Linked DNA regions of Homo sapiens: all the other regions are linked to region 2. The links are chromatin contacts, found by Hi-C or POLR2A ChIA-PET in ENCODE. All regions are on one chromosome and are shown on one strand. Each heading gives the region's core, a stretch centred on a gene start or an enhancer-like site at or near the end of the contact. The rest is flanking DNA. Distances are from core to core; before and after follow the strand shown. Region 1 holds the start of RPS6KL1 (ribosomal protein S6 kinase like 1). Region 2 holds the start of FOS (Fos proto-oncogene, AP-1 transcription factor subunit). Region 3 has its middle 24 kb from the start of EIF2B2.

What was found. A loop is a pair of places that touch in the nucleus more often than their neighbours do. ChIA-PET counts read pairs that join two places held with the same protein, here RNA polymerase II (POLR2A). Pooled maps may share reads with other maps.
Region 1: a loop to region 2 is called in a pooled map, with 5 times the contacts of the local background. The contact joins the promoter of RPS6KL1 here to the promoter of FOS in region 2. A Hi-C loop is called at or near these places in 4 of 50 pooled maps.
Region 3: a loop to region 2 is called in a map of tibial artery, with 6 times the contacts of the local background. The contact joins the enhancer-like site here to the promoter of FOS in region 2. A Hi-C loop is called at or near these places in 1 of 168 maps with a recorded cell type or tissue (tibial artery). POLR2A ChIA-PET finds 5 or more read pairs at or near these places in 2 of 52 experiments (AG04450 and H1).

Annotation. Positions count from the first base shown.
Region 1 is chr14:74,921,377-74,924,545 of GRCh38, reverse strand. It overlaps RPS6KL1 (ribosomal protein S6 kinase like 1), which reads left to right and starts at 1,286. Exons shown (of 12, transcript NM_031464.5): 1 at 1,286-1,366; 2 at 2,061-2,568; 3 at 2,985-3,169. The coding sequence starts at 3,005. RefSeq lists silencers at 1,061-1,120, 1,211-1,620 and enhancers at 991-1,761, 1,762-2,533.
Region 2 is chr14:75,277,202-75,280,441 of GRCh38, reverse strand. FOS (Fos proto-oncogene, AP-1 transcription factor subunit) reads right to left here and starts at 1,614. Exons shown (of 4, transcript NM_005252.4): 1 at 1,319-1,614; 2 at 314-565. The coding sequence starts at 1,459. RefSeq lists enhancers at 1-696, 1,283-1,342, 697-1,624 and silencers at 1,713-1,772, 2,123-2,212, 2,941-3,240.
Region 3 is chr14:74,977,757-74,980,926 of GRCh38, reverse strand. No RefSeq gene overlaps it. Among named protein-coding and RNA genes, the nearest start is that of EIF2B2, 24 kb to the left of the region's middle. RefSeq lists enhancers at 1-379, 380-1,005. Within about 2 kb of position 1,391, at least 9 of the 41 ENCODE cell types and tissues checked have a DNase peak (open chromatin) inside an H3K27ac peak, as active enhancers do.

The DNA.
Region 1 (3,169 bases), core at 37-2,536, 360 kb after region 2:
AAAGGAAATTAGCCGTACTGCAAACCTAGGGTGGTAGGTAAAGAAGTGAGGCCTAGAGTGTATTTTGGTTTGTTTTCTTGTTTTGCTTTTAAGAGGGGAGAAACAAGCATTATGTTTGTATCAGGTGGGAATTATCTAGTGGGAGAGACGGGAGAATCGCTGGAGTGGTGTCGCTGAGTAGGTGATGGCACGGGACTGATGCCCACCTGGAAGGGTGGCCTTCGATGGGGCACAGACAGTCACCTGTGGAAAAAGGTTGGAAGCAGAGTGTGGGCACAGCCCCGCCCGCGGGCCAAGAGCAAGCCTGTGGGAGTCTGTGCGCCACTGCTGTCAAGGGAAGGATGAAGCAACAGTGCTGGCTGAGAGTGAGGATAGGGGGACGGGTGGGAGTCAGAGGGAGAAAGTATGAAAGGGTGTCTAAGGTAGAGCAAGTGCAGCCGGGGGACAGTGTGAAGCCAGTCAGCACTGAACCTGCAGGTGAGATCTGTGTCACAGGGTTGCCTGTGATCTGTTGCCCCATCACCCAGGCTGGAGTGCAGTGACACGATCTCGGCTCGCTGCAGCCTCAACCTCCCGAGCTCACTCCATCCTCCCACCTCAGCCTCCTGAGTAACTGGGACCACAGGCACACGCCACCATGCCCAGCTAAATTTTGTAATTTTTATAGAGATTGGGTCTACCTATGTTGCCCAGGCTGGTCTTGAACTCCTAGGTTCAAATGATCCTCCCGCCTCAGCCTTCCATAATGCAGAGATTACAGGCATGAGCCACCGCACCCGGCCTATGTCTTGAATTTTAAGCTCGGTTCTGATATCAAAAGCCTTCTATTGCTGGGTTCTTTACTCTCGGTAGCCCTCACTAGACTGTAAGCCCCATGCGGATGTAAACAGCGCTGTCTAGTTCACGGCTGTATCTCAACATCCAGCTCCTCATGCATGGGAGACTCTCAATACATAGCATTGAATCGTTGAATAAATGAATGAAGCAATGAATGAGAAAAGTCCTAGAAGTGGCACGTCTAGATTTCTGAAGCAGCCCCTTCCGCATCCCTGGATGATTCTAGACCTGCTCTCCCCACCCACCCCACATCCCATCCCACCCTCCCCTCTCTAAACCGCCCCCCGCCCCTCACAGCCCAGCCGTGCAGACCTTGCGGCTTTAAGGCCGGCAGGAGCCGAGCCGGGCGGTGATTGGTGGTTTATTCTAAGGCTCAAGTATGAGCTCATCCGCAGCCAATGGCCGCGCTGCACCGGCTGGCCCCGCACGCTGGATGCCGGAAAGCAGCGGCCCGCGGCGCGCTCTGGCGTGAAGGGCCGGTACGTGAGGGGGAGGCCTGGCCCGCGGACCCGGCTCCCAGCTCGGGCAGGTACGGTGTTTTGTCCGGTCCCTTCTCCACCCTCCCAGGCGAGGGGCCCCCTCGGCCGTCCCTCCACCCTGGGACCGTGCACCTTGCGGCTGGGGCCCCGTGGGTTGCACGCGCCGCTTTCTGTGTCCAGGCGGGGCCGGCGGCTCTGCCCGGCAGGACCCTGCCCGGCGGGGTGGACCCTGAAGCCAGTCCTACCCGGGCACCCCCCAGAGCAAGGCCTCAGAGCCTCAAGTTCCCCTGGGCTTGGCCGAGCAGGGATGGTGCGGCCTCCCTCTGCCTCCTGGCCGCATCCTGGCCGGGATTCAGCTCCCCGCCGGCTGAGGCTGTGGGTCTCCCTCCCCGCCCCACCGCCCATCCTGCTCTCTCCTCTTTCTCTCCAAATGACCTGGGGTTGGAAGTTCCGGGTCCTGCCCATTCCCAGTGGGACCTGGGAGAGCAAAGGCGGGGTAGCTTTGTGGGCCTCTCTCTGAGCCCCTTCCCTTCCCGCAGCCACGGCTGTCATCCCTTTGGCCGCCTGGGTCACACATTGCTCAGGAAGAAGCTGCTGTCAGGTCCTTGGAGGCCACATGACCTTCTCAAAAGTAAAGCCAGGAGGACAGAGCGACCCTCCCTGGGGCTGGGTCACCCTGCCCTCTTCTACCCCCCATCCAACGTGGCACCGAGTCTGCCACTCAGTCATTCCGTCTGCCAACAGTTCTTACAGCCCAGCTCTGTGCTCTGCTCTCTGCTGGCTCCAGGAGGGGTCCTCACTCGCTGACCACACTGACCTCAGGACCAAGGGAACAAAACACAGCAGGGGCAATCCATCCGGTCCACGGAGAAGTGCTAAACCCCAAAGGGTAAATGAGATTCCCACAGGAGGAGCAGGGAGGAGACAACAGGCAGGGTGGAGGGAACAGCATGAGGAACAGCATTTGAGCCCAGCGTGTGTGGCCTCCATGTGCTGAATGCGTACTGGATACCAAGCTTGCTCTACGGAGGCCCTGTGAAGGTGGCTGTGGATCACAGATATCCTCAGCTCTCTCCAGAGCTCAACACAGTACCAGATGCTCCAGAAATGTTTGCTGAACTGAATTTGACTGGAAAGGAAAACAGAGCCCCAGGCCTGCGCGGTGGCTCACGTCTATAATCCCAGCACTGTGGGAGGCCGAGGCAGACGGATCACTTGAGGTCAGGAGTTCAAGACCAGCCTGGCCAACATGGTAAAACCCCGTCTCTACTACAAATACAAAACATAGCCAGGTGTGGTAGGCAAGTGCCTGTAATCCCAGCTACTTGGGATGCTGAGGCAGGAGAATTGCTTGAACCTGGGAAGTGGAGGTTGCAGTGAGCCGAGATCGCACCACTGCAATCCAGCCTGGGTGACATAGCGAGACTCTGACTCAAAAAAAAAAAAAAAAAAGAAAAGAAAACAGAATCCTGAGCTGGTTATGATTCTATCATTACCACCACTTAGGAAGGACCTGGATCCATGAAAAGACCTTACCCACTTTAGCTCTGACCCCTTCAGTCTTTGGAGGTGAATATGAGTCTCCCTGACATTCAGTGGAGGAAACTGGGGTGCGGATAGGGGTGTTGCTACCAGCTAGGTCCTCCCTAATGCATTTGCCCATTCCAGGTCCCAGCTGCAGGGCAGCCATGAGCCTGGTGGCCTGTGAGTGCCTGCCCAGCCCCGGCCTGGAGCCTGAGCCTTGCTCACGAGCACGGTCCCAAGCTCACGTGTACCTGGAGCAGATTCGCAACAGGGTGGCTCTGGGAGTGCCTGACATGACAAAACGTGACTATCTGGTGGATGCGGCCACG
Region 2 (3,240 bases), core at 365-2,864:
AACCATTTCTGACCTGCAGTTGCAGACTAGGTGTGACTTGCATTTAAAATAAGATCCTCAGCAAGAGAACAAAGAAGAGCCCAGTCTGAAAGCATGCGGTAAGAAACTTAGGGAAGAAACTATGAGAGTACTTCTTAGGGTGAGACTCAGAGTCTGAGTTGGGATGGAATGGGCTTGGAGCCAGGGCTCCCAGTTACGGATGTGCAGCCAGCCCCATCAGTGGCTTCATCCTCTGTACTGGGCTCCTGCATCTCCGGGGCTGCTTCCCACCCAGCCCCCACATTCCCAGGAAGAGTACGCTAGAGTTCCTCACCTGTTCCACCTTGCCCCTCCTGCCAATGCTCTGCGCTCGGCCTCCTGTCATGGTCTTCACAACGCCAGCCCTGGAGTAAGCCCCAGCGGAGGGGGCGGGGACTCCGAAAGGGTGAGGGGCTCTGGTCTGCGATGGGGCCACGGAGGAGACGAGGGCGGGCTGCACCAGCCACTGCAGGTCCGGACTGGTCGAGATGGCAGTGACCGTGGGAATGAAGTTGGCACTGGAGACGGCCAGGTCCGTGCAGAAGTCCTAGAACAAAACAGAAGGGGAAAGCCGACGTGAGCGAGCAGGTTCCGGACACAGGTGGGGCGAGTTCCCAGTGCCGCATGCAGCAGTGAAGAGAAACGATCCTGCCACGGACATTTCATCTTAAATGTCCCTCATCCTGGATGAAAGGTCTCCCCCTTTTCCTCCCAGGCATTCCGCAGCGCAGTGCCTGTCTCTTCCATCCTGCCGCTGCGTTCCCGTTATCCCTTCAGCATCACTTGCTTGAAAGGGGGTTTGTTATAAATATCCCTGACGTCTGCGCTGACGCAGGCGCCGCTCCGGAGTCTCCAGAATGAACTCGCTTTTTATCAATGAAACTGCCTTACACACCCGCCCGCTGCACCCTCCTCCCTCATCCCTCCTCCGTGCTCCAGGCTGCCGGGGGAGGGGGGATTGCCGCTTTCTGCCACCTCCCCGGAGAAGCCAGGCTCTAGTTAGCGAGTTTGTGCTTGGGACACGTCTGCTCCAGCTAATGTCAGAGATCCGTCCTGGAGTGCAGACCAGAGGTTGCTCAGAACGAACCTGCCTCCCGAAGGGGGAACCAATTCTTACTATGGCAAGCGTGCGTGCGCTCAGAGCAAGTCCCGAGCCCCCGAGCCGGCACCGCTCCGGCCACGGCAGCCTCCCTCCAGGCACAAGGGAGCCCCCTACTCATCTACTGGAGCGTCCCGCCCGGTGTCTCCTCCTCCGCGACCCCAAGCCCCCGGCCCCGCGGCGACGGGAAGCCAGCCTTACCTGCGCGTTGACAGGCGAGCCCATGCTGGAGAAGGAGTCTGCGGGTGAGTGGTAGTAAGAGAGGCTATCCCCGGCCGGGGACGCGCTGCTGCAGCGGGAGGATGACGCCTCGTAGTCTGCGTTGAAGCCCGAGAACATCATCGTGGCGGTTAGGCAAAGCCGGGCGAGGGGCCGAGGGGCGGAGACAGGTGGGCGCTGTGGAGCAGAGCTGGGTAGGAGCACGGTCACTGCTCGTTCGCTGCGCCGCGGCCGCCGGCTCAGTCTTGGCTTCTCAGATGCTCGCTGCAGATGCGGTTGGAGTACGAGGCGCCGCAGCCACTGCTTTTATAACAAGCGTTTTATGAATGAGTGTAAACGTCACGGGCTCAACCACGGTGGCGCCAGAGGGGTGGCGCGCGGGCCTGGGCGCTTCTGCGGCCGCCCGGCTGCGTCCCCAGCGCTCGCAGCTCCCTGCCCCCGCCTTGGCGCGTGTCCTAATCTCGTGAGCATTTCGCAGTTCCTGTCTCAGAGGTCTCGTGGGCCCCCCAAGATGAGGGGTTTCGGGGATGGCTCCCCCCAGGGCTACAGGGAAAGGCCGTGGAAACCTGCTGACGCAGATGTCCTAATATGGACATCCTGTGTAAGGGGGGAGGGATTGACGGGAACTGCTCGCGGGCTGCAGCCAACACCGAGGGTGCAGTGCGGGGGGAGGCGGGGGCCGCGGCTGGGGGAGGGGAGGCGGGAACGGCGCAGAATGAGAGAGAACATTCGCACCTGGTTCAATGCGGACCCTTGTTCCCGAGGTCGGGGGGGATGGGGCAGAGAGCGCCTTTTTACCCTTGTACGGAAACTGAAGACAGTTCTGAGGCTCAGAGATAGGAGAAACGGCATCGAGTACAGGACCCCGAGGACTTAAGCCTCGGCTCCCGAAGGAATGCGCCCCTACCCCCATCCCCAATTCTAGCCCTAATTCAGTGCAAAGCGTGGAAGCAGACCTTCATCCCCTAACCTCCAGCCCTCGGGCTCGAGCAATACTAGCACTGTTCCTGCGTTTGGAAGCAGAAAGTGGAGGATCCAAAATAAGAGAATACGATAACCTACTTTACGATACTGGGTACTTTATTTATTTATTTTTTTAAAGAAGACAGCGCATTTATTTATTTATTTTTCTCGGCCATGTGTGGGAATATTAAGGAAACTGTCAAATCCCTGAGACACCAGCAGATAAACACTGTGCAAAACCTACGTGCGAAGACATTTGAAGGGGGTGTCTGCCCGGTTCTGAGCTGGGCCCCAGGGGTAGGGAGTGCGAGGTGTGGTTATGTGGGCAGGGTGGTCAGTTCGGGATGACAAGGCGGGGTGTGCTTCCTGCGGGGAACTCAAATCTGCGCTGAGGGCTGGTTCGGTCCCGCCAGGAAGCTGTGCTTACGGGAGCCCGCAGCGGGTGATTTTCCAGCGCGGACTTGGAGGGTGGAGGACGGGGGCTGGAAGGACAGTGTCCAGCTGCGCCTGGGCGGAATACCTCGACTGCTGGGACCCCAGGAGCGGCTCCACGTCCTGGAACACGGGGCTTTGGGGAGGCAAGGTGCTCCAGAGTGTGCCACGCCCCCCAATCTCCTGCCCTGCTGCGTAGGACAGCCGGGGTCACGCTGCCGGGGCTCAGCCCCAGCGCGCTGGCCACCTCCAGGGCGCGAAGACGCATGTCCCCGCACAGCCCCGGTCTTCCCTTCTCCACTCTTCGGGCCCGGGGGTCGGGGCCCGCGGTGGGCACCTGGAGAGGGGCGAGGCAGGATGAGGCCGGCGGGCGGATAGTTCGGGGCGCGCGGGGAGCCGGACCGCAGACCTGCCTCCAGCCGCCGCGCCCGGGAGCCAGGAGATCCTGCTATAGATAGTAACAGGGAAGCGGCTGTTTACAGCAACACAGCGCCGCCAGGGCCGTCTCC
Region 3 (3,170 bases), core at 142-2,641, 300 kb after region 2:
TGGTGATTAAGGCCGCAGTAATTGGCCTCGCAGCCAGGCAGGGGCCGGGCCTGACAGCCGGCAGCCGCCAGGGTCTGCAGAGTAGGGGAGGGGGCGGCCCGTGCTGTAGCTGTGTGCGCTGATGGGATTAGGTTGTGAATTGACACTCAATCCTCCTTAGTGATTTCCTTCCTGGGGCCCCAGCCAGGGCCAGGACTGTGGGGATGGGGGTGGGCTGTGGGCAGAGAGCAGACATCAGCCTTTCCAGGCTCCTTTTAAGCTGGCCACTAGCTGGGGTGGGGGTGCAGGGTCTTCATCCAGGACTAAGCTTGGCCAAAGCCTGCTCTGCAGTCCCTCCGCAACTGCCCAGCCAGCTCCATGTGGAGGATGAGCTTTTCCAGTAGGGACCTTCTTTCCCACATTCCCACTGGTGCTTGGCGCTAGTCAAGCCTTGCGGGTGGCCTCTGTACTCCCAGCATGGAGCCTGGCACAGAGTAAGTTTACTAAGGATATTGGCAAACGGAATGGATGGATGTCCTCTTCCCTGATTGGCCTAAGTGCCTTGTGGGAGAATCTCTGTGACCCCCTCCAAGGTCTGGGTGGTACCTGTGGGAGCATTTTTTTACAATCTCAGGAGTGAAGAGCTCTCCAAAGACCACTAGGTCCCTGGCCCTGCCTCTCCCAAGAGCATCCCTCCAGCCCTCTCTGCTGGGCAGCTGTTCCACACTTCTGAGTTCTCCCCCCTGCATTCGTGCCTGTGTGCATGAGCATGTGTGCGCATGCATGCACCTGGGGATGTGTGCTTACGTCCGCCCAGGAGGGACACTGGCTATTTTCTTCCCCACGCATCCTCCGTGTCCTCTTGGCTTCCCGGGGTCCCTCTCGGAGGTCCTAGGCAGGAAGGAGGAAGGCTGTGTGTCTGGCGTGAAGGCCTGTGGGTCACGAGCTTTCCAGAGCCTTCCTTGTTTACTCTTCAGGCCGAGGCCCAGGCCACATCGGCCTCCCACCTGCTTGTCCCCTCAGGCTCTTCCCTGAGGGAGTGCCCCAGGCTCTCTGTGAGTAAGAGCTGGCTCTTGGCTGCTCTAGGCTATGGCTGGAATAAGGGGCATCCCCTCCACTGCTGGATGTGCTGGAGGCCAGGGCGCTAGAGACGGCAGCAGCCGTGGAGGGAGCACACAGGCCCAGCTGTCAGCCTCAGTAGGCAGGGGCAGAGCCAGCTCCCACTGGTGGTGTTAGGCAAGAAATGCCCCTAAGGCCTGGGGAGACATGTGCATATCCCAGGCACGTTCAGGCTGAAATGCAATCCGTCTTGCCTTCTTGCCAGGTTTGCCTTGAAAACCCCTCCACTGCCAGCTGCTCAGCTCTGCCCAGCCTAGGCCTCCAGGGCCCCAGGCTCCGCTGCCTGAGGAAAACCTGGATCCTTCAGGGAGGAGGGGCACCGCCGCCGCATTCCAAGGAGACCTCACACCCTCCCTCGCCTGCTGCTGCTTCCTTCTTATTCTTCGGCCCCTCTCCCCCATCCCAACCCACCACCCCCCCAGGGCTTTTCTAGCCCTCTGCTCCTCACATCCTCCTGCCCCCAGGGAAGAGGCTGAAAGCTGTGGTAGGATGAGCACGAGGCCTGGCTGTGCAGCCCGGGACAGCCAAGAAACTTCTCTGAGCCTCTGTTTCCTCATCTTTAAAATGGGAGTGACGAATGTCCACACCCTAATTACTGGCCTTGGAAGGATATCAATGATGCATTGCTGAGCGAAAGCAGCAGGATGTAATTCAGAAGGCATTGGAGATGCTCTGGAAAGATAGCCAATAAATTGCAGTCAGAGGCTACCTGCAGAGTCTGGGGGTGGTGAGAGAGGGACAGAGGAGTAATGGGTGTGTGGTGGGGAGAGAATTTTCACTTTTTACTTAATATACCTTGAATTTTGTTTCAGCAAGTATGTACCCCTTTTGTGATAAGAAAAAAAATGAAGACATTATTTTTCAGAGTTGTTCCCAGCTTTAAATGTGAATGTGTATTTGAATGACGGAAGAAGCCTCGGGCATGTGTGGCTGGGACAGGCTGCTCTCCTTCCCCGGAGCTAAATGACTCAGGTCTCCTCACTTGTCCACCTCCTTCCCTGAGGGGGTTAAAGCAGCAGCACTTCTGGAACAGAGAGAAGGGAGCCCAGAAGCCCCAGCAAGGCCAGAGGCCCACTGGGCCACAGTGGGGTGGCATGGAGGTGGCACCCCCACCCCGCCTTGTCCCTCCTTGTCTCCTGGCTGCGGTGGCCGCCCGGCAGGCCACTAGGGCTGCCCACTCTGCCTGGCTGGAGACCTGCTTCCAATTATCCATGAAATCTGAGCTGGAAGAGACCTATTAAAGCCCCATTTAGTTTGATCCCCCTGGGGGCCAGGGATCTTTTCCGGCGACATCCCCCTCCTTGTCCGACTGGGACTCCAAGCCCTTTGGATGTTATCTCCTCCTGGGTCAATATTGTGACAACTCCAGCTGTGACCCAGGCCACCCCAGAGCCAGAGCTGGTCTGCGCCTGGCCTGGCGAGGTGCGGAGGGGTGGGGGTGGAAACCCAGCTCCCTTCCCACCTTGAGGTTCCCGCTGCCCACTCCCCTCCTTTTTCCTTTTTTTCAGCTGCAGCAGGACCATCCCGCCTCCAGCCTGGCCTGCACCCCACGTTCCAGGCTGGTCCACAGGTTGCTCAGTGGCTCCTGGACCTACCTGGTCATCCCATAGGAAGCTCTTACTGGTAGGGACTGTCTTTCCCATATTCCCAGTCGTGCCTGGTACAGGGTTGCATGTTTCATAACACCCTGTTACATAAGAAATAATAAATAATGGTGATTAATGACTGCCTCCCCTCGTCCCTGGGCTTGCCTGGGTCAGACCTCCCAGGGAAGGCACAGGGGCTCCTGGAGGAGAAGGAGGAGGAAGAGGAGGAGGAGGAGGGGAGCAAGGGGTGCAGGGGGCACCCTCTATCCCTCCACATCCTCCCCAAGCACCTCTGCGTGTCTGCATGTCCTCCCCACAGGCCACTCCCTAGAGAGCAAGAGGAAGCCACCAGAGAGGGTAAGCACAGGCCCTGAAGCCCCCCAGAGAGGGAGGCCCCAGACAGAGGGAGGCCTCAGGGCTCCTGTGACCCTGCCTGCAGGGCGCACTCTCTCTGTTCAGTTGGCCTTGTCTCCTCGAGACCACCCT